2 separate regions of the Homo sapiens genome follow, and region 1 is linked to region 2. The links are chromatin loops, found by intact Hi-C in ENCODE. Cell type or tissue: A673. All regions are shown on one strand. Each heading gives the region's core, and the rest is flanking DNA. Links, peaks and the distances in the headings are about the cores only.

Region 1 (16,714 bases), core at 4,559-12,558, 280 kb after region 2:
CTCAAACTGTATAAACCATCCCAGCCCCAATTTTCATATCTATAACATAGGATAATAGTGCTATGGGTTTTTTGTTGTTGTTGTTGTGGAGTTTTGTTTGTTTGTTTGTTTTTAGATGGATTCATGCTCTGTCACTAGGCTGGAATGCAGTGGCATGAGCTCAGCTCACTGCAACCTTTGCCTCCCAGGTTCAAGCAATTCTCCTGCCTCAGCCTCCCAAGTAGCTGGGACTACAGGCATGTACCACCATGTCCAGTTAATTTTTGTATTTTTAGTAGAGACAAGGTTTCACCATGTTGGCCAGGATGGTCTCCATCACTTCACCTCGTGATCCTCCCGCCTCACCCTCCCAAAGTGCTGGGATTATAGGTGTGAGCCACTGCGCCTGGCCAATAGTGCTATGATTAAGGGTAATCATCATGATCATCATTAAGTGTATAACATAATAAGCCTCAAAATGGGCTTGAGGATTGGTTATCAGAAAAATGGCTGATAGGAGGAAGCACTAACTTGCAGCTGCCACGTGGAGGGACAGAGCAGCAAGTGGAGACCCACATCATGAACTTTTGCTCCAAGAACTACCGCAGGAACATACCAGGAAAGCTGAGAGAATTCACAGAACTTTTGAAGGAGGTGGATTGCCACTGCAGGCTCTGTGGGACAACTGAGGAGCTGTGCTTTCTCAGCTGGGAGACTTGTGGTCTGGGGCAAGTTCTCAGCCCTGCTCACCAGTTGCCTGGAAATATACTTGGTGCTGTTGCAGGAGCACAGTAGGAGTGAGACCAGCCTTTCAGGATGCAGGCTGTGTGGGAGCTGGGTGAGGCCTGTGGCTGCTGGCTTTCCTTCACTTCCCTGGTGATCTGTGTGATGCAACAGAGACAGCCATAATCCCCTTGGGAGCATAACTACATTGGCCTGGGACTCACACCCCCACTCCCCACAGCAGCTGTAGCAAGCCCCACCCAAGGAGAGTCTGAGTTCAGACACGCCTAACCCTGCCCCCAGCTGATGGTCTTTCTCTACCCACCCTGGAAGCCAAAGACAAAGGTCATAATCTCTAGGGAGCTCTATGGCCTTGCCCCCCACCTGAGAAACTGGAATATTTATCCAAAGATGACTCTAGAGCAAGCTTGTATCCTTCTTATACAACTGCAGCTGATGCAGTCTTGAAGCACCACCTCCTGGCTGGAGGCCAGCCAACACAAAACCAGCACACTTAACAAAAATACAACTAAGGACTCTCACAGAGTCCACCTTACTCCCCTTCTACTTCCACCAGAGTAGTTGTTGGGATCCATGGCTGACAGACCTGATAACAGGTCACATCACAGGGCTCTTTGCAGACACTCCCCAATACCAGCCTGGAGCCTGATACCTCCGCTGGGTAGCTAGATCCAGAGGAGAAATAACAGTAACTGCAGTTCAGCTCTCAAGAAGCCCCATGCCTAGGGGAAAGAGGAGTGCACCACATCAAGGGAACACCCCCGTGGGACAAAAGAATCTGAGCAGCAGCCCTTGAGTCCCAGATCTTCCCTCTGAAATAGTCTACACAAATGAGAAAGAACTAGAAAAATAATTCTGGTAATGTGACAAACAAGGTTCTTTAACACCCCCAGAAAATCATACTAGCTCACCAGCAATGGATCCAAACCAAGTAGAAATCTCTGAATTGCCAGAAAAAAAACACTCAAAAGGTTGATTATTAAGGCAATCAAGGAGGCATCAGAGAAAGGTAGAGTATAACTTAAAAAAATATATATATATATAAGATATGAATGGAAAAATCTCTAGTAAAATAGATAGCATAAGTAAAAAAAAAATCACAACTTCTGGAAATCAAAGACACACTTTGAGAAATGCAAAATGCACTGGAAAGTCAGCAACAGAATCAAACAAGTAGAAGAAAGAACTTCAGAGTTCAAAGATAAGGCTTTTGAATTAACCCAATCCAACAAAAACAAACAAAAAATAATTTTAAAAAAATGAACAAAGCCTCCAAGAAGTGTGGGATTATGTTAAACGAGCAAACCTAAGAATAATTGGTGTTCCTGAGGAGAACGAGAAATCTGAAAGTTTGGAAAACACATTTGAGGGAATAATTGAGGAAAACTTTCCCAGTCTTGCTAGAGATCTAGACATTCAAACACAAGAAGCTCAAAGAACACCTTGGAAATGTATTGCAAAAAGATCATCGCCTAGGCACGTTGTCATCAGGTTATCTAAAGTCAAAACGAAGGAAAGAATCTTAAGAACTGTGAGGCAAAGGCATCAGTAACCTATAAAGAAAAATTTGTCAGATTAACAGCAGATTTTTCAGCAGAAACCCTACAAGCTAGAAGGGACTGGGGTCCTATCTTTTAGCCTCCTTAAACAAAACAATTATAAGACAAGAATTTTGTATCCAGTGAAACTAAGCTTCATAAATGAAGGAAAGATACAGTCTTTTGTAGACAAACAAATGCTGAGAAAATTCACCACTACCAAGCCAGCACTACAAGAACTGCTAAAAGGAGTTCTAAATCTTGAAACAAATCCTAGAAATACATCAAAATAGAATTTCCTTAAAGTATACATCTCAAGGGACCTATAAAACAATCACACAATAAAAAAAATCCAAAGTATTCAGGCAACAATCACAGTGAATAGAATAGTACCTCACATCTCAATACAGATATTGAATGTAAATGGCCTAAATACTCCACTTAAAAGATACAAAGGCTGGGTGCGGTGGCTCACCCCTGTTATCTCAACACTTTTGGAGGCTGAGTCAAGTAGGTCATGAGGTCAGGAGATTGAGACCATCCTGGCTAACACAGTGAAACCCCATCTCTTCTAGAAATACAAAATTAGCCAGGCATGGTGGCACGCACCTGTAGTCCCAGCTACTCGGGAGGGTGAGGTAGGAGAATCGCTTAAACCTGGGAGGCAGAGATTGCAGTAAGCCAAGATTGTGCCCCTGCACTCCAGCCTGGGCAACAGAGCAAGACTCCATCTCAAAAAAAAAAAAAAAAAAGATACAGAATGGCAGAATGGATTAGAAGTCACCAACCAAGTATCTGCTGTCTTTGGGAGACTTACCTGACACATAAGGACTCACATAAACTTAAGGTAAAGGGTGAAAAAAGATATTCCATGCCAATGGACACCAAAAGCAAGCAGGAGTAACCATTCTTAGATCAGACAAAACAAACTTTAAAGCAACAGCAGTTAAAAAAGACAAAGAGGGACATTATGTGATGACAAAAGGACTCGTCTAACAGCAAAATATCACAGTCCTAAATATATATGCACCTAATACTGGAGCTCCCAAATTTATAAAACAATTACTACTAGACCTAAGGAATGAGATAGATGGCAACACAATAATAGTGGGAGATTTCAATACTCCACTGACAGCACTAGGCAGATCATCAAGACAGAAATTCAACAAAGGAACAATGGACTTAAACTATATCCTAGAACAAATGGACTTAACAGATATTTACAGAACACTCTACCCAACAACTGCAGAATATACATTCTATTCATCAGCACATGAACATTCTCCAAGATAGACCATATAATAGGCCACAAAACAAGTTTCAACAAATTTAAGAAAAATTGAAATTATATCAAGAACTCTCTCAGACCACAGTGGAATAAAATTGGAAATCAACTTCAAAAAGAACCCTCGAAACCATGCAAATACATGGAAACTAAATGTCTGCTCCTGAATGATTGTTAGATTAACAATGAAATCAAGATGAAAACTTAAAAATTATTTGAACTGAGCAATAACAGTGACACAATCTATCAAAACCTCTGGAATACAGCAAAGCAATACTAAAAGGAAAGTTCATAGCATTAAATGCCTACATCAAAAAGTCTGAAAGATCACAAATAAACAATCTGAGGTCACACTTCAAGGAATTAAAGAAGCAAGAACAAATGAAACCCAAACCCAGCAGATGAAAAGAAATAACCAAGATTAGAAGAGAACTACATGAAATTGAAACAAAAAATACCAAAGACAAACAAAATAAAAGTTGGTTCTTTGAAAGGATAAATAAAATTGATAGCTCATTAGTGAGATTAACCAGGAAAAGAAGAGAGAAGATCCAAATAAGCTCAACTAGAAACAAAATGGGAGATATTACAACTGATACCACAGAAATACAAAAGATCATTAAAGGCTACTATGAACACCTTTACATGCATAAACTAGAAAATCTAGAGGAGATGAATAAATTCCTGGAAATATACAACCCTCATAGATTAAACCAGGAAGAAATAGAAACTGTGAACAAACCAATAACAAGAAGCTAGACTGAAATGATAGTTAAAAAGTTACCAACAAAAAAAAGGCCAATACCAGATGGATTCACAATTGAATTCTGTCAGACATGCAAAAAAAGAGTTAGTAACAATCCTATTGACACTATTCCAAAAGATAGAGAAAGAGAGAATCCTCTCCAAATCATTCTATGAAGCCAATATCACCCTCCTACCAAAACCAGGAAAGAATATAACAAAAAAAGAAAACTACAGACCAATATCTCTGATGAACATAGATGCAAAAATATTCAAAAAAATATTAGCTAACAGAATAAAACAGCAGATCAAACAGAAAATCCACCATGATCAAGTGGGTTTCATACTAGGGATGCAGGGATGGTTTAACATCAGCAAGTCAATAAATGTGATACACCACATAAACAGAATTAAAAACAAAAATCACATGATTATCTCAATAGATGCAGAAAAAGCATTTGAAAAAATCCAGCATCCCTTAATGATTAAAACTCTCAGCAGAATCGGCATAGAGGGAACATACCTTAAGGTAATAAAAGCCATCTATGACAAACCCACAGCCAACATTATACTGAACAGAGAAAAGCTGAAAGCATTCCTTCTGAGAACTGGAACAAAAGAAGAATGCCCACTTTCACCACTTCTATTCAACGTAGTACTGCAAGTCCTAGCCAGAGCAATCAGACAAGAGAAAGAAAGGGCATCCAAATCGGTAATGAGGAAGTCAAACTGTCGCTGGTTGCTAGTGATATGATTGTATACCTAGAAAACCCTAAAGACTCATCCAAAAAGACCCTGGAACTGGTAAATGAATTCAGCAAAGTTTCAGGTTACAAAATTAATATACACAAATCAGTTGCTCTGCTATATACCAACATGTACCAAGCTGAGAATCAAATCAAGAACTCAATCTCTTTTACAATAGCTGCAAGAAATAAAATACTTAGGAATATGCTTAACCAAGGCGGTGAAAGACTTCTACAAGGAAAACTACAAAACACTGCTGAAAGAAATGATACACAACACAAACAAATGGAAACACACCCTATGCTCATGGATGGGCAGAATCAATATTGTGAAAATGACCATACTGCCAAAAGCAATCTACAAATTCAATAAAATTTCCATCAAAATACCACCATCATTCTTCACAGAATTAGAAAAAACAATCCTAAAATTCATGTGGAACAAAAAAAGAGCCTGCATAGTCAAAGCAAGGCTAAGCAAAAAGAACAAATCTGGAGGCATTACAACACCCAACTTCAAACTATACTATAAGGCCATATTCACCAAAATAGCATGGTACTGGCATAAAAATAGGCATATAGACAAATGGAACAGAATAGAGAACCCAGAAATAAAGCCAAATACTTACAATCATCTGATCTTTGACAAAGCAAACAAAACCAAAGTGTGGAAAGGCCACCCTATTTAACAAATGGTATTAGGATAATTGGCAAGTCACAGGTAGAAGAATGAAGCTGGATCCTCATCTCACCCTATGCAAAAATCAACTCAATATGAATCAAAGACTTAAATCTAAGACCTGAAACCATAAAAATTGTGGAAGATAACATTAAAAAAACCCTTCTAGACATGGCTTAGGCAAAGACTTCATGACCAAGAACCCAAAAGCAAATGCAACAAAAACAAACATAAATAGATGGGATTTCATTAAAGTAAAAAGCTTCTGGCTGGGCACAGTGGCTCACACCTGTAATCTCAGCACTTTGAGAGGCTGAGGCAGGTGGATCACGAGGTCTTGAGATCGAGATCATCCTGGCCAACGTGGTGAAATCCGTCCCTATTAAAAATACAAAAATTAACTGGGCGTGGTGGTGCGCACCTGTAGTCCCAGTTACTCAGGAGGCTGAGGCAAGAGAATCGCTTGAACCCAGGAGGTGGAGGTTGCAGTGAGTCAAGATCACATCACTGCATTCCAGCCTAGGAGGCAGAGCAAGACTCTGTCTCCAAAAAAAAAAAAAAAAAAAAAAAAACTTTTGCACAGCAAAAGAAACAATCAGCAGAGTAAGCAGAGAACCCACAGAGTAGGACAAAAATCTTTGCAATCTATAACACCCAAAAAAGGACTAATATGCAGAATCTACCAGGAAGTCAAACAAATCAGCAAGAACAAAACAAACAATCCCATCAAAAAAACTGGGCAAAGGACATGAATAGACAATTCTCAAAAGAAGATATACAAATGGCCAACAAACATATTAAAAAATGCTTAATATCACTAATTATCAGGGAAATGCATATCAAAACTGTAATGTGATACCACTTTACTCCCGCAAGAATGGCCATAATCAAAAAATAAAAAATAATAGATGTTGGTGTGGATGTGGTGAAAAGGGACCACTTTTACACATTTGTGGGAAGGTAAACCAGTACAATCACTATGGAAAACAGTGTGGAGATTCCTTAAAGAACTAAAAGTAGAGCTACCATTTGATCCAGCAATCCCACTACAGGGTACCTACGCAGAGGAAATGAAGTCATTATACAAAAAAGATACTTGCACATGCATGTTTATAGCAGCACAATTCACAGCTGCAAAAATATGGAACCAGTCCAAATGCTCATCAATCAACAAGTGGGTAAAGAAAATGTGGTATATGCATACCATGGAATACTACTTAACCATAAAAAGGAATAAAATGATGGCATCTGCAGCAACTCGTAAGTGGGAGCTAAACTATGCGGACACAAAGGCATAGGAATGATACAACGGACATCGGAGACTTGAGGGAATGGGAGGGAAAGGGGTGAGGGATAAAAGACGACACATTGGGTACAATATACACTGCTCAGGTAATGGGTGCATCAGAATCTCAGAAATCACTACTAAAGAACTTATTTATGTGACCAAATACCACCTGTTCACCAAAAACTATTGAAATTTAAAAAATAATGATAAAATAAAAAAGAATCTGTGCTCTCTTCATAGTATTACTGAAATAATAATTTTTAAAAATGGGCTTGAGTCATAACTCGAATTCTCTTTAGCTAAATACTTTATTTTCCTCCCCTCTTGCTCCTAGTTTTCTAATTTTTTCCCCCACCACTAATGGTATGCATGAAGAGTTTCATTAAATCTGCTCTCCATTGGCTTCCAACCAGGAAAAAACTTGAATCAACCGATACCTCCTTCCTTACCAAGTAAAGGAAAATTCAACCAAACAGAATGGAGATAGCATTTGAACTTGGCCTTGAAATAAAGATGTCAACAGCTAAAAATGGGGGCAGAATAGATTTCCAGATTGAGTCATCCACTGCTGAGAGAAGCTAGTATATTATTGATGTCGCTGATTACAAAAAAAAAAAAAAATCTTGGCAGTAGTGTGTGGCTAGATTGGTACATGTTGGCAAATTAGAATGAGTACTGGATTGAGTAATCTAATGAGATCTGAATTCTGACTCTGCTACTAACTTACTTGTGTAATTGCCAATAAGTTACTTAACTCTTATAGACTTCACATTCCACATTTGTAAACTGAGTAGGTTGAGCTGAGTAAGCCTTTGTCATTCTTTCAGCTACGTAATTTTATGGAAAAGGAAATCCATCACAATCACAGGACAAAACTATTTCTTAGAAAAATTGCAGTATGACTGCATTGAAGAAGGACTCTTTTGGAATGACAAAGCAGGAGCCCTTTGGCCCACTTTATCTTACATCCAAAGACTAAATTCATCTGTCACAAATAAGAAAAGTTCCATTTCAGGTATTCACATAGCCTTCATCTCACAGCTCCTACAGAGACTTCCTTAGCCCTTCTTGGGGCAGCTCACATCCAGGAGAGACTGAAGCAGGGTTATAAAGACCTAGTCAGGTTCATGTAATACAGAACACTGGTGGGCAATCCTTGCACCAGGACTCTTAGGCATATTGGTCAAGGCTTTGCCAGGCCTGGATCACATTTCAATTTCATACACTCGACAGTTTTGCTTTCTCCCACCTCCTTTCCCAGGTGTTGGACCATTGTGAGCATTTTGCACCTCAGATTCCATCTTAGTGTCTAATTCCAGTTAAACCAATCTGCAATAGTGGAATGAGAGACAGGTGTAATTAGACACAAGAGACCTACCCCACGGCACAAGGCAAGGTGATTTGGATATTTGAGCGTCTTAGAAGAAATGCCCTATCTTTATTTCTTGTTTGTTCTGAAAGATGATCTTCCTGTGGTTTCATGAGATACCAGGATTTTGCCATCATGCTCACTGAACACTGCTGATGGCATCTTCCAGGATTAACCATACTCCGAATTTTGAATACCATCCCGATTCAATCAACTTTGACGAATGTATTATTGTTCGTAGTTTTGATTTAAAAGCCTTTACAGCTCATGTTTATTGCTGTAATATCACTGCTTTGTCTTCTGTTTGGGTTTTGGTACCAAATTCACCCTGCAGTCTAAATGTAGACTGGGTAGATCACTCTCCCACTGTTCCATCCGACTGATGAATAGTCACCGCCACTCAAGATATAGCAGAGGACATTACTGCCCTCTGGTGGAAACATTGAAGACTACTCTAAGAGTGTCTCCCAAGGAATGGAATTTTCACAGATGGGTTCATGTTGCAGCTTGAGTTGTAAATAAATACAGCCAGAAAAATTATCCTCATTTCCGGTTCTTGACATTTGATTGGCTCTGTATTTGCCTAATTTCCATCTTCTTCCCTGCTCTGTTATCCCTATCCCAAACAGGTTTAGCCACCTACAAATCTTTAAAACACTGATCCACTAAGACATGGATCTCATCACCCAATGTATTTACAATAAAGCTTCCAACCTCCTTTTCAGACGGAGGAAAAAAGAAAACAAACAAACAAAAAAAAAACACTTGAAACAGTAGAGCATTAAAAATGTGTTGTAAATAGACAACTATTTCCACTTTAGCCGTCCAAACGGATTCGGTTTTCTGGGGCTATGCCAATAGGCAAATAATTGACTTACTGTTGCTTTTTTTAATTCCATTAATATAAGAAACAAATCATTTATTAGCCTTCTTTGTCTGAGTAAGTGGCTGAGTGCATATATTTTCTTCATGTGTGGGTGAAAGAGCATAGAAGATAATGCTAATAATTCAATTTTAAGAACTTCTGTTGATTTCTTCAGTCTATTCTGCCTTCTTCGTGTGACGAGAAGAAGAATACCAAGCAAGCTGTCCCTTGAATTAAAGAGGAGCAGTTTATAAAAATGATACTACAGGCTAAGGAGCGAAACTTAGGTTTTAGCCTGAGCTCTAGTCCTTAACTTCCCTTAGCCTCAACTTCTTCATCTGCCAAATGGGGACAATGATCCTTTAAGGAGCTGTAGTGAGTATGAAATCAGATAACGTACACAGAGCTTAGGCACAGTACCTGGTACATATTAAATGCAGATAAATTACGGTTGACCTCAGTTTCCATGGAGAATTTGTTCCAGGACTTCCTGTGGGTACCAAAATCTCGAGTCCCTGATATAAAATGGCAATAGTATTTTATACTATAGCATATTCATATTAAATACATAGCATTTAAAATATAGTATATTTTAAATCATTTCTAGATTACTTATAATACCTAGTACAATGTAAATGCTATGTAAATAGTCATTATACTGTATTGTTAAGGGAATAATGGCAAGGAAAAAGTACATGTACATGTTCAGTACAGATAGGTTTTTTTCCCCAATAGTTTTGATCTGTGCTTGGTTGAATCCACAGATGTGGAACCCATGGATATGGACAGCTGACTGTACCCAATATTATTTCTATTGTTATTTTTAGTCAAGTGTTAATGAGGAAGAATTTGCTTTAAATGTCTAAAAATTCTAACGCTGTTAGTCTAAGCAATATTTGCCTATTTATTTTCCTCTTACGATCTTCTAGATGAATCATTTTCTATGGAGATCTTTAACTTAATCTGCTCCAATTCTTTTACCTTCAGGAAGTGGCTGGTGTTGCCAAGTCATTGGGGCTCATGTCTATTCTCACTTACAAGCCTCAGCTCAGAAGACTTCCCTTGCCTCCTTTATCTCCTTGCCTTTCTACACCACACTTGCTTCCACCCACACCATACATACCAGTGGTCCATCTTCCTGTAACTGAAAATTGTTTAAGTGTGAGTATTTTGTCCATCTACTCTCAGCACCTAGGACATGACTGATAAATGTAGTTTCCTATTAAGTGAAAATACTTCCCTAAACCTTGTCAGTTAGATGGCAAAAATCCCAGAAAGATTCAGATATGGAGTTGAAGAGAATTGGGTTTCTTCTAAGTCACTGAGCCTCCTCAGTTCACAAAAGGAGGACTTATGAATTGGGTGATCTCATCCACAAAATCGGAATGATGGTTTAGTCAACATAAACAGATGTTAATTCATACAAAACCCAAAGAGCACTACCTTGGAACAGCAATTCCATCCACTGAGATTCTGAGACTTTGCCTTACCAGATTATTATATTTTGATTTAGTTGAGAAAAAAAGCATAGGTACATCATATCAATTCTATCACAAGGTTACTATTGTTATGGTTAGCTACAATAATCACACATCATAGCATATTTTTTTACAATGTATCATCAGTTTTAGGATGAGTGCAATACTTTAAATAATTATTAAAATGAAATAAAAATAAATAAAGTATCCTATTATAGTAACAATAAGAATAAAATTCTCACAGGTTTCTGATTACTTGGGAATATAATATTTCTGCATTGAAATTCCATAGACTTCTAGATCTGACATTATTATTGATGACATAAATTTAGCTTTTTAGTAACAAGGAAAATGAATATTATTGGTGACTGTATTAGTCCCTTCTCTCATTGCTATAAAGAACTACCTGAGACTAGGTGATTTATAAAGAAAAGAGGTTTAATTGACTCGCAGTTCCACAGGCTGTACAGGAAGCATACACAGCTGGGGAGGCCTCAGGAAACTTACAATCATGGCAGAAGACAAAGAGGAAGCAGCATGTCTTATATGACCAGAAAAGGAGAAAGAGAGAGTGAAGGGGGAGGTGCTACACACTTTCAAACAACCAGATCTTGTGAGAACTCACTCACTATCAAGAAAACAGCAAGGGGGAAATCTGCCCCATGATCCAATCACCTCCCACCAGGCCCCTCTTCCAACTGGGAGTTACAATTCCACATGAGATTTGGGCAGGGAAACAAATCCAAACCGTATCAGTGACACATACTGAAATATTTTAAAAGAGGAGTTTAGATGAAAATTCATAGAGCTTTAGAAATACAATGAAGGGGAAAATTTTAACAGGGAAAAAATACATCACAAGCAAAATTGTTCATGTTCTTTCTTCTTTTATGAAAAATAGATTTCTTTTTATTTTATTTTATTTTATTTTATTTATTTATTTTTGAGATGGAGTCTTGCTCTGTCGCCCAGGCTGGAGTGCAGTGGCGGCATCTTGGCTCACTGCAAGCTCCGCCCCCTGGGTTCAGGCCATTCTCCTGCCTCGGCTTCCTGAGCAGCTGGGGGCTACAGGCTGTCCCTATTTCTTAGCCTAATTTATACATTAAATAAAATATTTTCCCTGAACTGGTATTATTACATTTTTTTCTTGTTTATTTATTTTTAAGAAAATAAATACCCAACTTATTTGCAAAACACACTTGACTTGAAAAGGCATGAGAACAAAGCTGCCATTTTTTGTAGTATTTTGTGTGTATCAAGTATTATGCCAAGAATTTTATAATTGTTATTTGACTCAATACACATGACAGGATTACTACTGTTATATTCATTTCATTATATTGGGGAAGACAATAATGTTCAAAGTCACATCATAAGTTTTGTAGTTGGACCCAAGTATATTTGATTTTAAATCTCATTTTTTTAAATAATTAATGTAGAGCCTCCCAGAGCTCAAGTGGTGTGACAATCTACAGATTTTACCAATGATCCAGCATTAGAGTCCATCCATTTCCTCTCCAGTTTCCCTGAGTTACTCATTTCCAAACAACTGAAGTGTGCTTGCTTTTTCTCATCATTTTGAATTACAGGCTTCAGAAAGAAAAATTCACAAGGTCCTAGGTAGAAAACAAAAAAATCCTCCAAATCTCAGTCCAGAATTATTTCCTAAAGAAGTTTTCATTTAAGATCACTTTTTAGAAAAACAATGTTCAAGATGCAGACAAAAATAGAAATTAAAATATAAACTTCCAACACCCCCCACTTCTTACCTAAAGTTGCCACGTTTTACAAACAAAAAGTATAGAATGCCTAGTTAAATTTGAATTTCACGTAAATAAGGTATAAAATTTTTTGGTGTAAATATGTCCCACACATACATATATACTCATACTAAAAAATCATGTGTTGTTTATCCAAAATTCAAACTAACTATATATTTTATCTGGGAACCTTACTTCTACTCTACCCATTGCCTGTCTCCAGCTTCACACCCAATTGCTCAGTAGAACTGTTCACATGTAATTAGGGTCTCATTCAGTAATGTCTTACCTAATGATTCTTTGTCCTTTCCTCATCAGTAGCAAAGGGGACAATCTGAAGAATATTTACAAATACAATTACAGTCTATCAGTTGCCTTACACAGCAGAACTAATCCATAGAGAGAGGTGGGAAGTCCTGTACTTTATTAATAAACTCAAGTAAGGAGAAAAACCATTTCTGTGGTATTTTAAGTTGAATTTACATATTCTGTCACATTTCACTACAAGTGTAATCAAATAAAGCTATTACTCATCAGAAAATAAAGAAATAAAGATTTGGTAGGTAGCCTAAGCTACTCTTACTTTAAAAAGTAATCTTTTAAACAAAAATATCAATAAGAGTTTCCAAAACATTTAGTTGCAATGTTGTCCTATACTAAAAGATGTCATTTTATCCCGCCATAGTGAAATGGGCATACTGTATTTTACCTGGCCTTGTTGAAAAACAACACGAAAACACTCATCAATTCTCGATTTTTAAAAATGACCAAAATTGACATGATCTGTTTATTGAAGGAAAGGCAATTTTGCTTTTGGAAGGCAACATTAATATAAATTTATACTTATGTCTTAGCAGTAAACAATTCCCAAAGGAATCAGATTTCCTAAGTAAATGTCAAGTGTGCTCTCTAAAGCACTATTAATCAAATTATTTAATTAAATATATGCTGTGCTTTGACATATTGAATTTTGGACCATTTTACCAACCAAAGCTGTACTCCTGTAGAATATAAATCAGTTAATCAGTGTGAATGCAAAGTAACAAGGCCATTTTGATATGGTTTAATGTAAAGTGCTCTCTTTGCTTTAAAGGAGCACCAGTAACATACCAGTTTTAATACTTTTTTTTATGTGTCCTTGCCACCCAGTTGACCAGGAATATGGGAGGATTTTAGGGAAGCTCCTACTAGCAAGTAGGCTAGGATGTTAACCAAGGTAAGTGTCATGAGCTCTATAACTTAAAACACTTCAGCACAGACAATGTGATAATCTTCATGTATTAGTTTAAGTGACACTATAGGAGTAGTTTGTTGCCGTAATCTGGAAGTCACACTCCAGGCCTGATCAGCTAGCATTTAATCAGAAACATTCACACTCCAGAGGTTGCTACTGCAAGCCTTTCTGCTGTCATTATTTCCAATCAATACCAAAGACTTAAATTAGCATAATGAATGCTAGGAAAAATGTTGGTGAAAATTTGTGGACTGTTAATTAGACAACAGATGTTCAAAATAGAATTCTCAATGATGAAAATCAAAATATATGAATTGACTAAAATATATTACATCTACTTCAATCCTCAAATGAATATGAGATTCTAGTAAGCCCTTTGCTTTTTGGAAAGTCTCCCAAAGATTTATTCTGTAACAAAGCTACGTCCAGCCACTTAGTTAAAGGATTTAGGATGCCTGATACTGATTATGAATCTAACTTTTTTCTGCCTTTAGAATATTGTCACATTTGCCTTGAGTAAATATTTCATGCTAGGTCTTGTTAGAACACAGAATAGAACAGAGAGCCAGGAATTCACTAAGCATACAGAATGGACTGTATGAATTGTTTTACATCTGCTTCTTAATGTTTGTTTAATGGATCTCGTATGCATGGTCAACATTTGGTCTCAGGTTTGCTTTCTTTAACTTGATAGGGAGGTTGGAAGGTGATCACCTCTCAATACTGGTATTTATCAAAGAGCTGTACTTGACAAAATTGCTTAGGTCCAGCCGTAGCAACAGATGTGCACTGGCATAGACCTGTGCACTAGATTTTCTGGGATACAAAAATATTCTAAGCTAATCTACCAGCACTTCCTTTCCAAGAAAGTCTGGTGATCTGTCCTTGGACTATAACCAACATATCCCCTATTCTTTGCTGGGCTTTCTTAATGGCGTTAAAACAAACAAACAAGAAAACAAAACAAAATAATAACAACAAACAGGCCAGGCACAGTGGCTCATGTCTGTAAACCCAGCACTTTGGGAGGCCTAGGCAGGATGATCGCTTGGGCCCAGGAATTTGAGACTAGCCTGGGTAACATAGTGAGACTCTGACTCCAAAAAATCAAAATATTAGCCACTCCTGCTCCCTTCAACCCTGTTCTTAAGTGGATAATGTCTGGTAAAGCGAAAAACCAAAGCAGCTTTGGAAAAGCATGGAGCTCTTCACAGCTATACCACGGTCCAACCTGGGAAGCCAGGAGGGAAGGAGCGCTCTCTGCCTTCCTAACACGGGGCAAGAGGTGGAGCTGAACTCCTCAGTCCCATCCTTCTTTTGATTTTTCTCAGTGGGAGTTGGGGTGGGTGAAGAGAAGGCGAGTGTATCATAGTATAACCATTGTATTCCTGTCGCTTTTCTCCCAGGACCCAGAGATGATCATTCATGTACTGATGACTGTGGCATTTAATTCTCCTGCCCCTGACTAGCTGGCGTACAAATCAGCATACCCAGTTATCTACCAGACATGTCATTCCCAACTCAGAGTCTGTCAATAATTTTTCATGGATCAGCATAGCCTTAAGAACAAAATCATAATTCCTTAGCTGGGCCCTCAAGGCCCTTCACATCTGACCCCTGACTACCACTCTAGCCCTGGCCTTTACTCATTCCCTCCTGCCTCCTCCCCAACATAATATATCCCCCTTGGTCCAGCCATGATGAACTACCTACAGGTACCTAAATATCACATCGATGCACAACTCTTTGCCGTCATGAATAGATTTGCCTCTGCTTGAAATGCCTTCTCCTTTTTACAGCCCTTTGTTCTATATCATATCCATGTGACTCCATGTAACAGAATTCTGATTCTTAGATCTTGGACATTTATACTAACTATGAATCCAGATTTGTGGATGATATGTAATAGCTATATGATAACTCTAATTTTTAACCCTTATTTTGTCATGTGATAAAAATGAGGGAAAGACAAAGTAGGGATATGAATGAACTATCAAATACAATTTGGTGTTTTCCTACTATCTTACCCATTAACATGAGAGAGGCAAGTGCCTTTTATCATCCCAGACACCCCTTTAATATAGCACTATTACCAGCCTAATTCCACAGATTATAAAGTAAAATCTCAAACCTACCCACTTAATCACAGAATGTGATTAAGAGACCATCTGGAGTGACCTTAGAGACCATCTAATCTAAGTCCTTAAATCCAATTAACTTTCCTTCCTTAATACTCTTTTAAAGGAAGAAAATTATAAACCTAGAAATAAATATTATGTTACTTGAAAGTTGAGCAATTACTAATAAAACTTTAAAACTCCTAAAAGTCATATTTTCTTGGGCAAAGGAAAACAATTCTCCATTTTCTGAATGATCCTATTTAATAACAAAAATTTTAACCTTAGAACAGGGGTCCCCAACGCCTGGGCCATGGACTGCTACCAGTCTGTGGCCTGTTAGGAACTGGGCTGCACAGCAGGAGGTGAGCATTGGGCGAGTGAGCATTATTGCCTGAGCTTCACCTCCTGTCAAATCAATGGTAGCATTAGATTCTCATAGGAACGTGAATCCTATTGTGCACTGTGCATGTGAGGGATCTAGGTTGCATTGCACACTCCTTATGAGAATCTAACTAATACCTGATGATCTGAGGTGGAATAGTTTCATCCTGAAACCATCCATCCACTCCCACCTCCGGGTCTAGGAAAAAAATTGCCTTCCACGAAACCAGTCCTTGGTGCCAAAAAGGCTGAGGACTACTACCCTAGATGATAAGATACCTGGAGTTCGCTGCTTTCTCATCTTGTAACCATTTAAACTGGCCTTAGATAGAAAAGCCAAGATCAAAATCAAGTTAGAGAAATTTCCTCTTGCCACCTAGGAGGGTCATGTCATAAAGCAGCACCCCTTCTAAAAAAAATTGCATTAGAAATAAACCTGGGCACTTATACACACAGACACACAGAACACCTCGTAACTCCTCGAATGTTGCTGAGTTCTTGGAA
Region 2 (16,714 bases), core at 3,293-11,292:
AACTGTGAAAGAATTGAGAGCCAGTTGATCTATCTCCACAATTACTGGGAGGGTCCAATCACTATTGTTGTTATCAAAGAAAACAGTGAAATGTCAAGATTATTGGAAATTTTTACTTACTGGCATTTGTTCTCAGGGCAGCCTGATGCACTGAGTCTACCTGGACCTAAAATGATGCCACAGCCCAATCAAGGCTAAATACTCAAAAGCTTTTTAAATAAACGAATGAATGAATACAAACACTAACAGTATGTCTAATCTCTCCCCTTCCCTTTCTCCAGGGAATATGTGAGCCAATTAAACAGGAACTTTTGAAAGGATAGAAAGCCCTAGAAAACTCTGTAGAGTTAGAGACTGGGCAAATCATCCTGAATTATCAAATAGAAAAAATGACCAGGTACGATGACAACACTGTGAAGTTTTCTTGTTACCACATTGTCAATTCAAAACAATGATTTTCCAAATAAGGGGAAAAAAACAGAAGTACTTATTTCCAAAACTAAAAATGAATTTATTTTTTAATCCTTCCAATTGCCTTCCTATATTTAGACTGTCTTGGCTCTGTTCTGGAAAATAGTTGAGCCCTGTTTATCTCAGATAAAGGTGGGCCACTGGACTGTGCTTGAGGAAGAGTTGCATGGGTAACAGACACCAGGAAGGAACCTCATCCTTGAAATGACCTAAATCAGAATGGGTGTTCCCTGGGAGCTCTTCTTGCATCTAGAGATATTCTTGACTCTTCAGTAAATGATTCTGTATTACTAAAGTGATACCAAATTTTTAAATTTCGTTTAAAGTTACACATTAATTTATTCTTTTTTTTTTTTTTTTTTTTTTTGTGAGAGACAAAGTCTCGCTCTGTCTCCCAGGCTGGAGTGCAGTGGTTCGATCTCAGCTCACTGCAAGCTCCGCCTCCTGGGTTCATGCCATTCTCCTGCCTCAGCCTCCCGAGTAGCTGGGACTACAGGCACCCACCGCTACGCCCGGCTAATTTTTCGTATTTTTAGTAGAGACAGGGTTTCACTGTGTTAGCCAGGATGGTCTCGATCTCCTGACCTCGTGATCCTCCTGCCTTGGCCTCCCAAAGTGCTGGGATTACGGGCGTGAGCCACTGCGCCTGGCCAATTTATTCATTTTTTTGAAGGCAATATAATGCTGTGGTTAAGCATGCAGGCATGAAAGCCAAACACCCTGTATTTGAACTTAGTTTTTTCAGAATCTTGTCTCAGTTTCTCCCTCTGATGAAATGGGTATAATAACAGTACTTGTCTAGCTCGTAATAGTGCTATGAAGGTTAGAGGAGTCAATAGATGCAAAGCCAGTAGAATAGTAACTGATTTTTTTTTTAATTATACTTTCAGTTCTGGGATGCATGTGCAGAAAGTGCAGGTTTGTTACACGGTGGTTTGCTGCCACCCATCAACCATCATCTAGGTTTTAAGCCCCACATGCATTAGGTGTTTTTCCTAATGCTCTCCCTCCCCTGGTCCCCCACCCCATGACAGGTGCTGGTGTGTGATGTTCCCCTCCCTGTGTCCACGTGTTCTCATTGTTCAACTCCCTCTTATGAATGAGAACATGTAGTGTTCGGTTTTCTGTTCCTGTGTTACTTTGCTGAGAATGGTTTCCAGCTTCATCCATGTCCCTGCAAAGGACATAAACTCATCCTTTTTTATGTCTGCACAGTATTCTATGGTGTATATGTGCCATATCTTCTTTAACCAGTCTATCATTGATGGGCATTTCGGTTGGTTCCAGGTCTTGGCTATTGTGAACAGTGCTGCAATAAACATATGTGTGCATGTGTCTTTATAGTAGAATGATTTATAATCCTTTGGGTATATATTCAGTAATGGGATTGCTGGGTCAAATGGTATTCCTGGTTCTAGATCTTTTAGGAATCCCCACACTGTCTTCCACAATGGTTGAACTAATTTACACTCCCACCAACAGTGTAAAAGCATTCCTATTTCTCCACATTCTCTCCAACATCTGTTGTTTCCTGACTTTTTAATGATTGCCATTCTAACTGGCATGAGATGGTATCTCACTGTGGTTTTGATTTGCATTTCTCTAATGACCAGTGTTGATGAGCTTTTTTTCATATGTTTGTTGGCCGCATAAGTGTCTTCTTTTGAGAAGTGTCTGTTCACATACTTTGCCCACTTTTTGATAGGGTTGTTTGATTTTTTCTTGTAAATTTGTTTAAATTCCTTAAAGATTCTGGATTTCAGATCTTTGTCAGATTGATACATTTCAAAAAATTTTTCCCATTCTGTGGGTTGCCTGTACACCCTAATGATAGTTTATTTTGCTGTGCAGAAGCTCTTTAATTTAATTAGATCCCATTTGTCAATTTTGACATTTGTTGCAATTGCTTTTGGTGTTTTAGTCATGAAGTCTTTGCCCATGCCTATGTCCTGAATCGTATTGTCTAGGTTTTATTCTAGGGTTTTTATGGTTTTAGGTTTTACATTTAAGTCTTTAATCCATCTTGAGTTAATTTTTGTATAAGGCATAAGGAAGGGATCCAGTTTCAGTTTTCTGCATATGGCTAGCCATAACTGACTTATTATAATGCAATCAAGTTAGCCACTGGTATTACTTAAAATAACAATTCACAGCTCCCTTTTATTTGCTTTGATAACTAACATCCACCTGAGAATAAGTATAACAGCAGAGATAGGGCCGGGCGCGGTGGCTCACGTCTGTAATTGCAGCACTTTGGGAGGCCGAGGCAGGCGGATCACAAGGTCAGGAGATCGAGACCATCCTGGCTAACATGGTGAAACCCTGTCTCTACTAAAAATACAAAAAATTAGCCGGGCGTGATGGCGGGCGCCTGTAGTCCCAGCTACTCGGGAGGCTGACGCAGGAGAATGGTGTGAACCCGGGAGGCGGACCTTGCAGTGAGCCAAGATCACACCACTGCACTCTAGCCTGGGTGACAGAGCAAGACTCCGTCTCAAAAAAAAAAAAAAAAAAAAAAAGAGCAGAGATAATTCCCAAATGTTCCTTCCAAACACTCATTTTATCAGTGCGTTATAACTCAGACCAAGATAAGTGTGATGCTTATGTTCCAAGGTTGGTCCATAAAGGTCTTTCCTCACCTATTAGTTTGTTTAACTACAGAACTAATATTCTTAGCCTGCATTTTGAATCCTAGAATCATCAAACTATGCCATACACAAGAGGAAAAAAAAGAAGAAAGGAGCAATAAATTTCACTGTAGAGGAAACTGTAGTTTCTCTGAAAGATTTTATCACAATATAACTTCTAAACACTTCCTATACAAAAAGCAACCATTTGGAAACTAAACTGAATTGGCAGGGCGTGGTGGCTCACTCCTGTAATCCCAGCACTTTGGGAGGCGAAGATGGGGGGATCACAAGATCAGGAGTTCAAGATCAGCCTCGCCAACATGGTGAAACCCCATCTCTACTAAAAATACAAAAATTAGCCGGGCGTGGTGATGTGCACCTATAATCCTGGCTACTCAGGAGGCTGAGGCAGGAGAATTGCTTGAACCCGGGAGGCAGAAGTTGCAGTGAGCCGAGATTGTGCCACTCTACTCCAGCCTGGGCAACACAGTGAGACTTCATCTCAGAAAAAAAAAAGAAAGAAAGAAAAGAAAAATAGAAACTCATCTGAATAAATTAGTTTTATTTAGAAAACTAAGAACATTCTTAGTGTCACCCAAATAAAACTAATAAACAAGCTTTATTAGTTTTATAGGCTGGTGAAGTATCAAATAAAACTAACCTGTTTATTAGCTTTATTTGAGTGAAACTGAGAATGTTCGCTGAATCTATAAAGGTAATACTATTAGAACTCACCCTCCAAAATAATATAGATCATGTCTTATCACTTGTTTCCTTCAGTTATAATGTTTCCAACAGGTTTTCAATCCAACCCAATGAGGTTAGGCAAATATAAACAAAAATATCTTGCAAATGTTGAAACTCTGGGTGAATACTGGCACCTAAAACACATGGACAGAATGTCCCATCTACTACTAAAGCTCACCAATCTGTATGGCAACCTCAAAAATGGATGATCTTCCTTTTGTTAGCATACATCCTCCTTACATCCACTGTCTCATGAAAGAAACCTGAAGGTCCTTGAAATCTTCTTCAACCTAGACCATCAACCTTTCACCAATCCTTGTGAAATCAACCTTCAGAACATATTTTTCATCTGTCCATTTTTCCTCATCTTCCTAACCCAAACAACTATCTGTTAACCACATACAACCATCCTCTACACAGAAGTCAATGATCCTCTTTGAAAAAAATCGTAAATTTTCCCATTGCATTTATGATAAAGTTTAAAATACTAAAAATGACCTACATATTGTAGGTTAAGCTAATATTCTAATTTTCATAGGGCCTGTATCAATATGCAATTATACTTAGTTGCATGATTATTCATTTAATGAATAAATGGTAAAAACCAATAAAGACAGGAACAACTTTGCATATTCATCATTGTATACTTAGTACCTAACAGTTTCTGATCCATAATCAATTCCTAGTAAAGATTTGTTGAATATATTATTTTTAAAAAACACAATCCCTAAAACCTCTATTATACTCAGATTCTATCTACCAGAATCTGTCAGTAAATTATTTGCTCTATAAAGTTACCATTCGTAAAATAATTTTTCCTTTTGTTTTTCTTTCCTAAACTGGGATGCCCAAAGGGCTTATTTGCACACAAGTCTCATAGGAACAAGACACATGTCACACCAAGTCAGAACAACCAACCAATCATTCTGAGGCTTGTCTCTGACAATGACATTAAAGGCTATTTTGTAAAAAACTCATTCATTTTACCTATATCTCTCATGACTGGTCATATCCTTTACAATCCTTTCCATCCAGAAGAGTTCTTCATCTGTATGACTTTAGTTGTCACTACTGGAATATCTGAGTAGAGCAGAGAATCATGGGAATCTGCAGATACACATAATCTGCCTATTTAGAGTAAGCAATTTACCTCCCTGGAGATCATTCCAGAGAATGAGCTCACTCACATTCGAAAATGAATGCAAGAAAGTGGTTCAACTCAACATTTTGATTAAACTTCGATTATATGTAAACCTCAGAAGCTTGTGTATAATAACATGAGTAAATGTACTAAAATTCCTTCTATCTTTGGCCTTTAAAAAGAATATACCATTTTTCGAGAGGCTTTCCCAGAAGTAGATTAAAGCTCTACTCTAGGCTGGTGAAGTATCTAATATCTATCTGAAAGGCAATCAGTGGTTTTATTTTTAATGTGTTGAGTCATGTGAAGATTACAAACATGTATACACATCTGTGTAGTCTTTGCAAATAAAAAAATATTTTATTCTTAATTGACACTGAACCCTGGATTATTTTTTGTAATTACATGTTAACATGGGAAATTTGGGATATTTCCAAAACTATCTTATAAAACCCAAACTAATGAAAAGAAGAAATCTAACTCAGTTCCCCTATTTGATAGTTCAGCTACATACTGAAAACAGACAAATAGTTTTTAATATTTATATTTGGATAATACTTACCACTTTACATAAGTGTAATCAAGTTTGGTTTAACACGGTCCTTTCCTTAAACTTGCTGAATTCCTAGCTAAACACGTCTCTAAGAAAAATAAACATGAAGGAAGGAAGGAAAGATACTGGCTATTTTTAATAAAAACAATGAGTGTTTATTAAATTCTAATGTGCTCCATCACAAATCAGTTGTATAAAGTATTGATGTTACTTACAATAATACTCTTAAATGAGTGTTATTCAGATATTTCAGATGAGGAAGCTGGGTCTCAGGAATTTGATGCACTTTGCTCAAATTACATACCTAATCAATTGTAACACCCAGGTCTGACTGCTCCCAAAGCTCATGTACTATCAACTTCATTACAGTGGCTGTTTATTTAGCTCTACAGCAAATTCTTATTACAAATGTGACCCATAGACATAAAAAAAAGTATAGATGTAAAAACGGCCTAATATTGCAATAGCAAGTTAGTAGCAGAGATAGGACTAAAAACACCATCTTCTGAGTCCAGCCCAATATTCTTCCCACTGAAGTAAATTAGAGAGCATAACAATATCAATTTAATTAATAAAGATTACTTTGAGCCTCAAAATTTCCCCCAAAGTTGATTACATTTTTACAGGCAAAAAGCTGCATGCTAAAAACATGCCCTGTTTTATGGTGAGTTTGTATGTTTCCCACTTTTATGACTATGCATTCTCCTATCCCTCTTCCTCCTCTTCCTTCTCACAGACATTTGATCTCTAAGTGCATTCACAGTCAAAGCCTAACTTTCAGGATAAGTCCACATCTGTGTCAAATCTTCAAGCCAACCCTGTAAGTCTCTGCCTCAAGTCCCCTCAAACACTATTCTTCTATTTTAGTCTTCTTCCTTATTCTGAAGCTTCCTTTCTGCTCTGTTCCTCTCCCTGCTTTCATCTTGTTGTACTTCAGCACCTGTCTGTCTCTGTCCTTGAACCCTAAGTCACAATTGAGATCCCCACATCTATCAGACAATTACAAGCTGGTTTTTCAATTATCACTTGCCTCTGAGTCCCTGTCCCTGTCCTCTTCACCTGTTAGGACACAATCATCCATCTACGAACCTTCCCTTAATTCTCCACCCACTACCAACTGCCTAGATCACAAAGTGCTTTTGCCAGCCTACAAAAAACATAGCCTTTGCCCTCCTAAACGTCCTTTAGTCAAAACAGCTGCTGGTACCATTACTGCTGGTACTGCTTCTTCCCATTGTATCCTGCTTCTCCCTGGAGTAAGAATCTAGTTTCTAATTATTACCAGTGCCTGCCTTTTTCCCTGATCCTTTTATATGGAACCACTCATGCCTGGCTGAGAGTAACAGGAACAAATAGGCCTATTACTTGAGGAACATAATAAATATTTTCCTCCCAGAGGAGAGAATGGCAATCTTTCTTAAACCGGTGCTGATTCTTGCATTTCGGAAGGCTTTGCCGAATCCATCACTGAGATCCCTAAAGATAGAAGACATACGACTCTTTGACAGCATCACAGAAAATTGGATACAATCTCACAGCATGAGAAAACACACTGCTGAGTGGGTATAATGCTAAATAATAATGGGATGATCTAAAGAGAGGAGCCGATGAGTCATAGGAAGCACAGTAAATGTTTCAGTCAAATTAAGTAGCACAAGACTCATTTTAGGAGGGTTCCAGGAAAAGCCCAAAAGTGTAGGATGGAATTCAGATGAGAAACGTGTTTGCCCAAAGCTTAAATCCAACAGAACAGACTATTGAAATTGCAAAAATCTTAAGCTGCTATTAAAAAGTAAACTAAAAATTATTGAACATCAATTTCAAATTATTTCATCATTATGCATATAAAATATTAAAAATAGAAATGCTTTTTCCCATAATAAAATGAGAAAATCTAATTTTATAAATGACAACAATAACCAAAACACAGAAAGTAAAAAAGCCCGAGGTTAAATTCAAATTCTCATTATAGAATGAGGCAAAAGGCTACATACAACAAACCATTTTACCTTCACAATAATCCTAACTTCGTTGTCAAAAGTTTGATTGATATTAAATAATTTCAAATTCTAAGTTGTCTCCTTTAAATCTCCCAATTTTACAGTTATCATAAATTTAAAAAGACTATCTCTGAGGAGATATTACAACACAATCGCAATTAAAAAGCTAGAAGAAATTATTCTGAGTATCTTATCAGAAAATAATTTAAGTTAGGCCATTTAAAGGAAAGAAAGCAAAAAAAAAACAAGGAAGTATTCTGAATAACTTAGAATATAAATGGGAAACTAATTGGGAAATAAATCTCTAATCTAAAATTAATAAATAAGAGGTACTTGGATAATGCTACTTAAGATAAATAACATTTGGGACACAAGAAGACTTTAAATTCATGATAAATCAATTGTGTGTTACTTACAAGTGGACTGTCTGCCTCAGGATATCTTCTGGAGGTGTCCTATGCTGCAATTCAGAAGCCAGTGCCCATCCAGATAGGGAAAATCACCTAACCTCTCACAAACATGATTGCAAAAAGTAATGGCTGCAGCACCAGGAGTGTGCAAATTCTATTTCTATCCTCAGTCATGAGGACCAGACCATGAAAAACAGTAGAATGTTTAGTGGCTGTCCTACAATGTTATCTTTAACCAGACGGTTAAAGATATCTGGTCAGGGCAGGTTCACACAGCAAGGCAGCAGGAGGCAGTGGAAACTATGAAGAATAGATAGAAGAGCTATACCATAAATACCTATTATTTCCCCAGTGTGAATTTCTCGGCTATTTCGGTCATGCATTCATAAATTTTACTACTCTTACATATTCATGTGAAAACATGGAGGCTTCGAAGTTGTGTTTGTCACCAAGCTTCCTGTCACGAGAAGAAAACACTTCCTGACCTTGCATCATCTCCAATATCTTCCCTGGTTTCATTTCTTCCAAAGCCATTCCCTCTTCCACTGAAATATCTCAGATCTTCCCATGTTCCCATCTCTTCCCACTATTTGCTTATTAGATTGATTCAGGAAAAAAAGTTAAAAAGTAAAAAAAGTGAAGTACATGGAAGAGCAGGAGTTAGCAAGGATGAATGTGGAATTTAGGACTCCATGGAGTGGACCAGCTGCTCTGAAGGGCTATCTTGGCATTATTCGCAGATAAAGCTTCCATGAAAACAGCATTTTGCTCTTCCTCAACCCAATTGTGCTTTTTCAAACAAAAAGTATGAATGGTTGTGTTTTTCATTTGAGACTGAGGTAAGGGAGTAAAATGCTATTTGCATAGAAGCTGTATCTTCTCTCAAAGTACCTGAACTTAAAACTTAGCCAACAGACCTTGTTCTTCAATCCACATGTTCTTCCTCCAGACATATGCCTCTCTCACAGCTAGAGTTTTTCATTAAAGCCAGTCTTTTCTATGTAAGACGAAGGGTGACTACAAAATGTTTTTTCCAGTCCATTGTTCACCTGCGTTGGAACATCTGATCCAGTGATAGCACGTCACTAGGTGCCTTAATTAATAAAGCCAAAATATCTTTCCACTAGCAAACTAATCGTATTCACTTTTACTCTCCCATTTTTAATTAATCTTTCCTATTTCATTTCACCCTCTCATCTCTTTCCTCTATTGGATTATCTCAGGTATCTAATCCAATTCACTACTGTTTAATGAATGTAATTGCAACCAGTCTGCAATTCCTAAGGTTTTGTTTCTTTGCTTTTTTCTTTTGTAGTCCATCTCTTTGCTACACTCAAGCTTTACATTTTCTTACCCACTTAGTACTAAAACTTGCCTAGCTAAGTTTTCTTAGAAAAATTTAGAAATCTTCCACTGCTCAAACAATAATCTTACCTTTAAACTATTTTCTTAATGTTTATTTGCCTGACAAGACTGTCCAAGGAGATGAAGGGCTGAATAAAATTTAGTGATATAAGCTTAGAAAATCAAATTAATTATTCCTTTTTCAGTAAGAAAGATAGAACCTGAGGACCTTCAATAAAGTTGTCTAAATTTCAGAATATCCTATAGATGAAGCACAGCATGTGGTTACTGTAGATCCATGTTGGATGAACAAGTTTTGAAGTCTTTCCCTCATTACACTATATGAAATATGTGTATGTTATACCCCGCCCTTAGCAAGAGCTAAGAAAAATCTAAATCTCATCCTTTCTGATTACATAAAATGATCATGACTCAACCCCCAGCAAATTCTCCCAACATCTGCATATTCTACCAGTCTACCCTAGGTATCTTCACCTCTTAGCAAGAATTTATTTTTGCTGGTCATACCTAGTGGGAATTGTTGAATCAGCTGAACAAGGACCATATCTTATGCTATGTTCTATTCACCACATACCCCAATCAACACATTATAATAATATCAAATTTTTAATATATTCCAAGATTAATATAAATATGATTTTCCACTGGTAAATTTTTTATAACTTAATAATTTAATCATTTTCTGAAATTAGAATTATGATTTCCTTATGTTAAAAAAACAGATAAAAATTTCCAATAAAATTACTAATTTAAAAATATGTATACCACATAGGCTGGGTGCAGTGGCTCACGCCTGTAATCCCAGAACTTTGGGAGGCCGAGGCGGGCAGATCACGAGGTCAGGAGTTCGAGACCAGCCTGACCAACATGCTGAAACCCCGTCTCTACTAAAAATACAAAAAAAAAAAAAAAAAAATTAGCAGGGTGCCACACGTGCGCCTGTAATCCCAGCTACTCGGGAGGCTGAGGCAGAAGAATCACTTGAACCCGGGAGGCAGAGGTTGCAGTGAGCAGAGATTGCGCCTGGACAACAAAGGGAGACTCCGTCTCAAAAAAAAAAAAAAAAAAAAGTATACCACATAGCCAACGTGCATAGGAAAGAAATGCTCAACATCACTAATCATTAGAGAAATGCAAATAAAAACCATAATGAGATATCATCTTAGAACAGTCAGAGTGGCTATTACTAAAAAGTCAAAAAATAACAGATGCTGGTGAGGCTGCAGAGAAAAGGGAACACTTATATGCTGCTGGTGGAAATGTAAATTAGTTCAGCCATTGTGTAAAGCAATTTGGTGATTTCTCAAACAACTTAAAACAGAATTACCATTTGACCCAGCAATCCCATTATTGGGTACATAGCCAAAGGAATATAAATTGTTCTACCATAAAGACATTCATGTTTATGTTCATTGCAGCACTATTCACAATAGCAAAGACATGGAATCAACCTAAATGCCCACCAATGGTGGACTGGATAAATAAAATGTGGTAAATATACAACATGGAATATTATATAGACATAAAAAAGTCTGAAATTTTAACCTTTGTAGCAACAGTAATGGAACTAGAGGCCATTATCCTAAGCAAATTGACACAGGAACAGAAAACCAAATACCACATGTTCTCACTTATAAGCGGGAGATAAACATTGAGTAGTCATGGACACAAAGAAGGAAACAGCAGACACTGGAGCCTACTTGAGGGTGGAGGAAGGGAGGAAAGTGAGGACCGAAAAACTACCTATGGGGTACTATGCTTATTACCTGGGTGATGAAATAATCTGTATGCCAAAGCCCTGTGATGTGCAATTTATCTACCTAACAAACCTGCACAAGTACCTCTGAACCTAAAATAAAAGCTAACAAATAAATAAATGAATAAGAAGTGTACCCATTCATAAAAATCTCTATTCTGTTGCTTGGAAATGAAAATTCTGTATTTTAATTGCTTTTGTTTTCTCTTGAAGAATGTTAAAGGCATCTTTAAGGTGGTATTGCATATATTATTGATTCTTTTTAACGACAAAAAACAAAAGGTAGATTTAGTGGTCTTAGGAATCCTTGTGAGCATAAGTCACTAGAATAGGAGATGCAATTAGAATTATATGCACTCAATAAAATATTTGCATCTGCCTCACAGATTGCTTACTACTTACTAAAGTGAGCATAAATATATTTTTGTAATAAGCTTCCAAGTCCTATAATTATGTGAAAATAAATTACACACAAAAAGAATTTAAAATGGGAGCTGATATATGAAAGTTTTCAAACTGACATTCGGTAATAATTTTCTAAGGAAATCAAATTAAATTTCAAAAACTTAGAATTTATAGAATTCTTATTAGCCTAATAATTTCTTGCATAGCAATGAACACACTAAATAAAAAGTTTAATTTTATATAAGAAATGTGAGAATAATGCCTTGCCATTTCAAGTATTTATGTCAGAAATAAACAGATTTATGGAGTATTGGAATATTTATTTTTTGAGTTTGAGATTCTTAAAAGGTTGATGAAGATAAAGACTTCAAAATTCCCTAAAGCTTTTGAGATTGTGGTTAACTCTGCAAATGTACTATTCTTTCTAGATCTTCTGAATTTTATGAACAGTTAAGTCAATCCAAATAATCAGGATTAGGGAAGGGGAAGAAGGAGGAAAGGAGAATAAAGCCATGAAAAATTTCTAAAATTTGCTCCCTGCCTTATTTGGAACTGGAGGAAACAGAATCAACTCATGCAATTGACATGAAAACTAAACATGATCCTAGTAATTGAAGGTGAAGATGGAATAGACCATTCTTAGTGATTACCTTCTCCCAATATTTACCTACTTACAGCTTTCTCTACAAGCCACTTCCATGGTAAAAATTATTATGAAAATTTCAATAACCAAAAGTGCATTTATGAAATACATGGTATTAACAGCAGTTTACTACATATATTTACTAACCCAAAAGAGTAAAATCTCTTTTTCAAGAAGTACGAAATCTGATAATTAATAGTACAACCAAAAGAAAAACAACACATTTCCTTATTTAAATTTGCTCATTTCATCTTGTGAAAATTTTTTAGCATAGCATATGACAGGTGACATAGAAATTATTCTTTAAAAATATGTCAAAATTATTTGTTAAAAGAAAAAACTCAAACAAGATTTTAAAACCCACTTTTGCTCCACAACCATGCATTCACCAATTCCAAACTGACAAAATAGAAACTGTTAAAGTTGGCATTTCATTGTCTGAATTAAAAAATACTTACACTATTGGTTTTTCCAGGCGACTTCCCTGTGAACCAACGATCTCTCCCAATGTACAAAACACTTGTCCCAGAAAGTCCTGAAATAGATAAAAAGATTAAAGCTCATAAGTTTCCAAACTATCTTTACAGTATATGTTTTGTACATCATACATCTGCATTGTTTTCATTGCTGAAATATTGACATTTCTAACTTCCAACAATAAGTAAAATAAGCTCAATATGCATTAATCTTACCATGTGACTTTCACATGTTTGCACAGCATTTTGTGTTTTTAATCACAGAGCAGTTATTCTGAGTTCACAGGCATTGCATTTGTTTTCTTTTTATGTTTTAAGTTACAATACAAAATAGACAAAAGTTGGAGGTTTTGAATGCACAATTGGCTTAACTTCGGATGCCTCTGAATTACTGGAATTGTTGGCTGAGGAGACAAAATGAGAAAGCCCACAGCAGAGGTGGCTAATCCCAGTAACACTTAGAGAAAGGTCATGTGATGCAGTAGCCTCAACTAGGGTCCACAGCCAACCTGCCAGGTGTCTATTCTAGTACTACCACTTACTAACTGTGATTGTAGGCAATTAATTAAGCTCTGCAGTTTGCTCTTCTCTATAATGTATTAGTACCTCCTCACAAAATTGTTCTGAGGGTTCAATTAGTTATTGCATGAGTTAATACTAGCATATTGTAAGTGCCTAAAAATGGGTTAAGTAAAATATACTATAACGTTCATTAACATACAACCGTATGATTCTTATTTTCAAGACTCAGAATAACCCTGTAAATGAGAGGTCTGATATTAACACTGCATTTCACATATAAAGAAACTAAGTGCTTATTTCACATTGCATGCCTATATCAAAACATCTCATGTACCTCATAAATGCATACACCTACTATGTACTCACAAAAATTTTTAATTTAATTTAATTTAATTTAAAAAATAGAAACTAAAACTCTAGAAGGTTGATTTTCCATAAATAGCAGAGCCAAGACAAACTCTGATGTTCTGATTCCAGACTGATATGCCACATAAGAATTTAAATACCATAAGTACAGTGCAAACTCATATATCTATAAAATAAGGGCACCAACACCATCTGGATATGTAGGTCAAGAAAATGTGAAGTTGTTCCAGGGAAAGACACGTGCCTTCTAGCTTAGCCTGTATGTGTTCAAAGAATTGCCCTGTTCTAAAACAAGGTGAGAGATCTCTCTAAATTGTTTGTGTACTGAACACGACCAAGAAAATTCCTAAGAAGGATGGACAGAGAGGATTAATGGCAAACAAAATGTGTTCAGTATACTAAATAAACAAATCTATTTAGTTTAGTAGTTTTACAGAGAAATGACTGTTCTCAGATGAAAGAAAAAAGCCAACCTATGGTGAGGAACTAGTATTGGCCCCATTTCTCAGATAAGGGAACTGAGGCACAGAGATAGTAAATTGCTCAGAGCTACAATTTGGACCCAAGTCTAAACCCAAGGCTTACTACTCACCTAATCACTATGCCAAGCCATGCTGCCTCTCTGCTTCTAGTCTAATGAAAGGAATGAGACCCAGTCACAAAAAAGCTTACCAAGCCACAAAAGTAAAAACTATGTTCTTCAGTGTTGGAGGTGGGGAAAGTGGGGGTGAGAAGTGCCCTAATTAAAAAGAGGAGGAAAAGATATCTGTAGACTAGCATAGTCAAGGGAACATTTTCCCAAAGGAATTACTTTCTTGAGAGCCAGTAAGGAATCAGATCAGATATTGCTTGGAGAGAAGATAATTGGACATTCTAGATTTACAGAACAGAGTTACAGGCCAGAGAATAATGAGAAAAGAGAAGGACTCAAGTAAAAAGCAGAAATGGAGATGAAGAGCCAAGCCCAGAGAGGGCCCTCATGACCAGACACAAAAGTTGTCTTAGGGTCATCAGAAGCAACCAGAAGCCTTTCACCAATTCAGGGACACCATTAGAGCAGTGTATTCAGAAGATTACTCAAGTGCCTATTTGCAGAGTGATTTCAGGAATGAGGAAAAAAACTAGAAGCCAGATCAATCAGAAGGCTATGGTAGTTAATAAGAGGCAAAGTGTTAAGGCCCCAAACAGTACCACACAGAAAAATGACAGGATTTGGTGAAAACCATACTTGCACATGAGACAAAAAATAACCCCACATCTGATACTTGGATACTGCCGGCATGGCCATACCTTCATTAAACTGCAAATCACTTTAAATTTGTTTTCAAATACATAAAGAGAATTTAAGATAAAGCTTTCCCATATTTAAATTAAACACCTTTCATAATGGCACTTCTTTATCAATATCAAAACAGATTTTACAAATGTTTATGGAATTTTAATAAACCTAAATTTCTTTAAGTCTCATGACAGCTAGAAAGAACTGAAAACTGAAGATCTGAAATGTATCATTGCTCTTCTGAGTCAGCAGCAAAAAAACACACAAGGGCGATTCCAGAATTCTTTTCTAAGGATAGTTATGCTTATGCGCACCTGCAAATACTACATATTAAATGGACTTTGCCAATGGAGTAGCGAGTCTCAGTAAAAGCCATCTGTGCTGAAATTGCTCAAGAGAATAAAACATAAATATTGAGCAGGATCATATTAATATGGAGACACACTAACAAATACAAGAGAACACATGAACAATCATCTTGGCTGAACAAAATCAACAAAACGTGCACCAAAAAGCTATGACGTGAATCTGTGTATTTCTGTATCAAAGGCCACACACACACTGGTGTCAACCAGCTCTGGCTAGTCCTAGCTGATTGGCCAGAACTCCACTAGACTGGTTTGATAAACCCCTGAATTAAAAACACCTGAGTGCTAGGTAATGAGGACGATTTCATACCTACAAGAAGCACGGGAAAGGGTGTGTGGCTTGACATACACTATGACATACACCACTGGACTCTACAGAAAAAGCCCCAGGAGAAAACTAAGTCAGAAGTCATTTCCTTTTCCAGCTCCACCAGCGCAGGGCAATGCAATCACCCAATTAGCTAAACTGGGACTGCTGAAGAATCAACACAGGCCCATAATGGCAGACATGAAAAGCACAGACATCTGCTGAGAAGGAAAACAGTACTGTGGCAGTAAGCTGGACATACAGCCATACAGGGCAGTATTGCCAGATCACTTCCCAGGCCTCTCCCTTAAAGGTGAAGCTGGGAAGTGTAAGGCTATAGAAGACCTCGGCCTGTTGCTCTTGCAAATTCAGGTGAGTATAATGTACATACGACTTAAATGGAGGCCTCTACAGGTACCGTACATTTTGCCCCCAAATATTTATGGCACTCTCAGCTAATGTTTGTATTTTTAGTAGAGACAGGGTTTCGCCATGTTGGCCAGGATGGTCTCGAACTCCTGAGCTCAGGTGATCCACCTGCCTCAGCCTCCCAAAGAGCTAGGATTAGAGGCATAAACCACTGCACCCGGGCTTGATTCAATATTTTAGTAGAAACAATTTCTCACATTTTAATATTATAAAAAAGCAAGAATTTGTCTTTTTAACGGATAGATCCATCTACAAACCAAAATGCTAAATCCAACCTCCGAGAGATAATACAAAGTTCTAAATTTAAATTACAAATACAATTTCTAAAATTATACCCTATCCTTGAATGTGTACATTTCTTTTCCCTCAGCACAACTGTTGGTTTTTAAGATATTTTTGGCTACACCAGGAGCAGTGGCTCACACCTGTAATCCCAGCACTTTGGGAGGCCGAGGCGGGCGGATCACTTGAGGTCAGGCGATCAAGACCAGTCGGGCCAACATGGTGAAACCCCATCTCTACTAAAAATACAAAAATTAGCTGGATATGGTGCTGTGTGCCTGTAATCCCAACTACTTGGGAGGCTAAGGCAGGAGAATCGCTTGATCCCGGAGGCAGAGGTAACAGTGAGCTGAGATCGTGGCACTGTACTCCAGCCTGGGCGACAGAGTGAGACCTTATCTCAAAAAAAAAAAAAAAAAAAAAGAAAAGAAAAGATACCTTTGGCTTTCTAACAGTCCAAATGAAGGCAGTTAAATAAGACACTGAAAGAAAATTTTCAACAAGTAGATGATCAGTGACTGAAATTAACCTTTTTTTTTTTTTTTTGAGACGGGAGTCTTGCTC

What was found. Peaks named below come from ENCODE experiments on the same cell type or tissue, not always from the same donor. Only the 100,000 strongest peaks of a DNase experiment are listed, where the experiment ranks them.
Region 1: a loop joins it to region 2, with 2.6 times the contacts of the local background. A loop is called at or near these places in 2 of 110 quality-filtered maps.

The regions. Positions count from the first base shown.
Region 1 is chr12:39,094,950-39,111,663 of GRCh38, forward strand. All of the region lies in intron 1 of LINC02406 (long intergenic non-protein coding RNA 2406), which reads right to left. Among named protein-coding and RNA genes, the nearest start is that of LINC02406, 42 kb to the right of the region's middle. In A673, for the core only: a CTCF peak has its summit at 8,826 (motif pointing left); a DNase peak (open chromatin) is centred at 8,792.
Region 2 is chr12:38,816,800-38,833,513 of GRCh38, forward strand. CPNE8 (copine 8) reads right to left here. Exons shown (of 20, transcript NM_153634.3): 6 at 12,580-12,656. Among named protein-coding and RNA genes, the nearest start is that of CPNE8, 80 kb to the right of the region's middle. In A673, for the core only: no CTCF peak of the experiment used is centred there; a DNase peak (open chromatin) is centred at 7,102.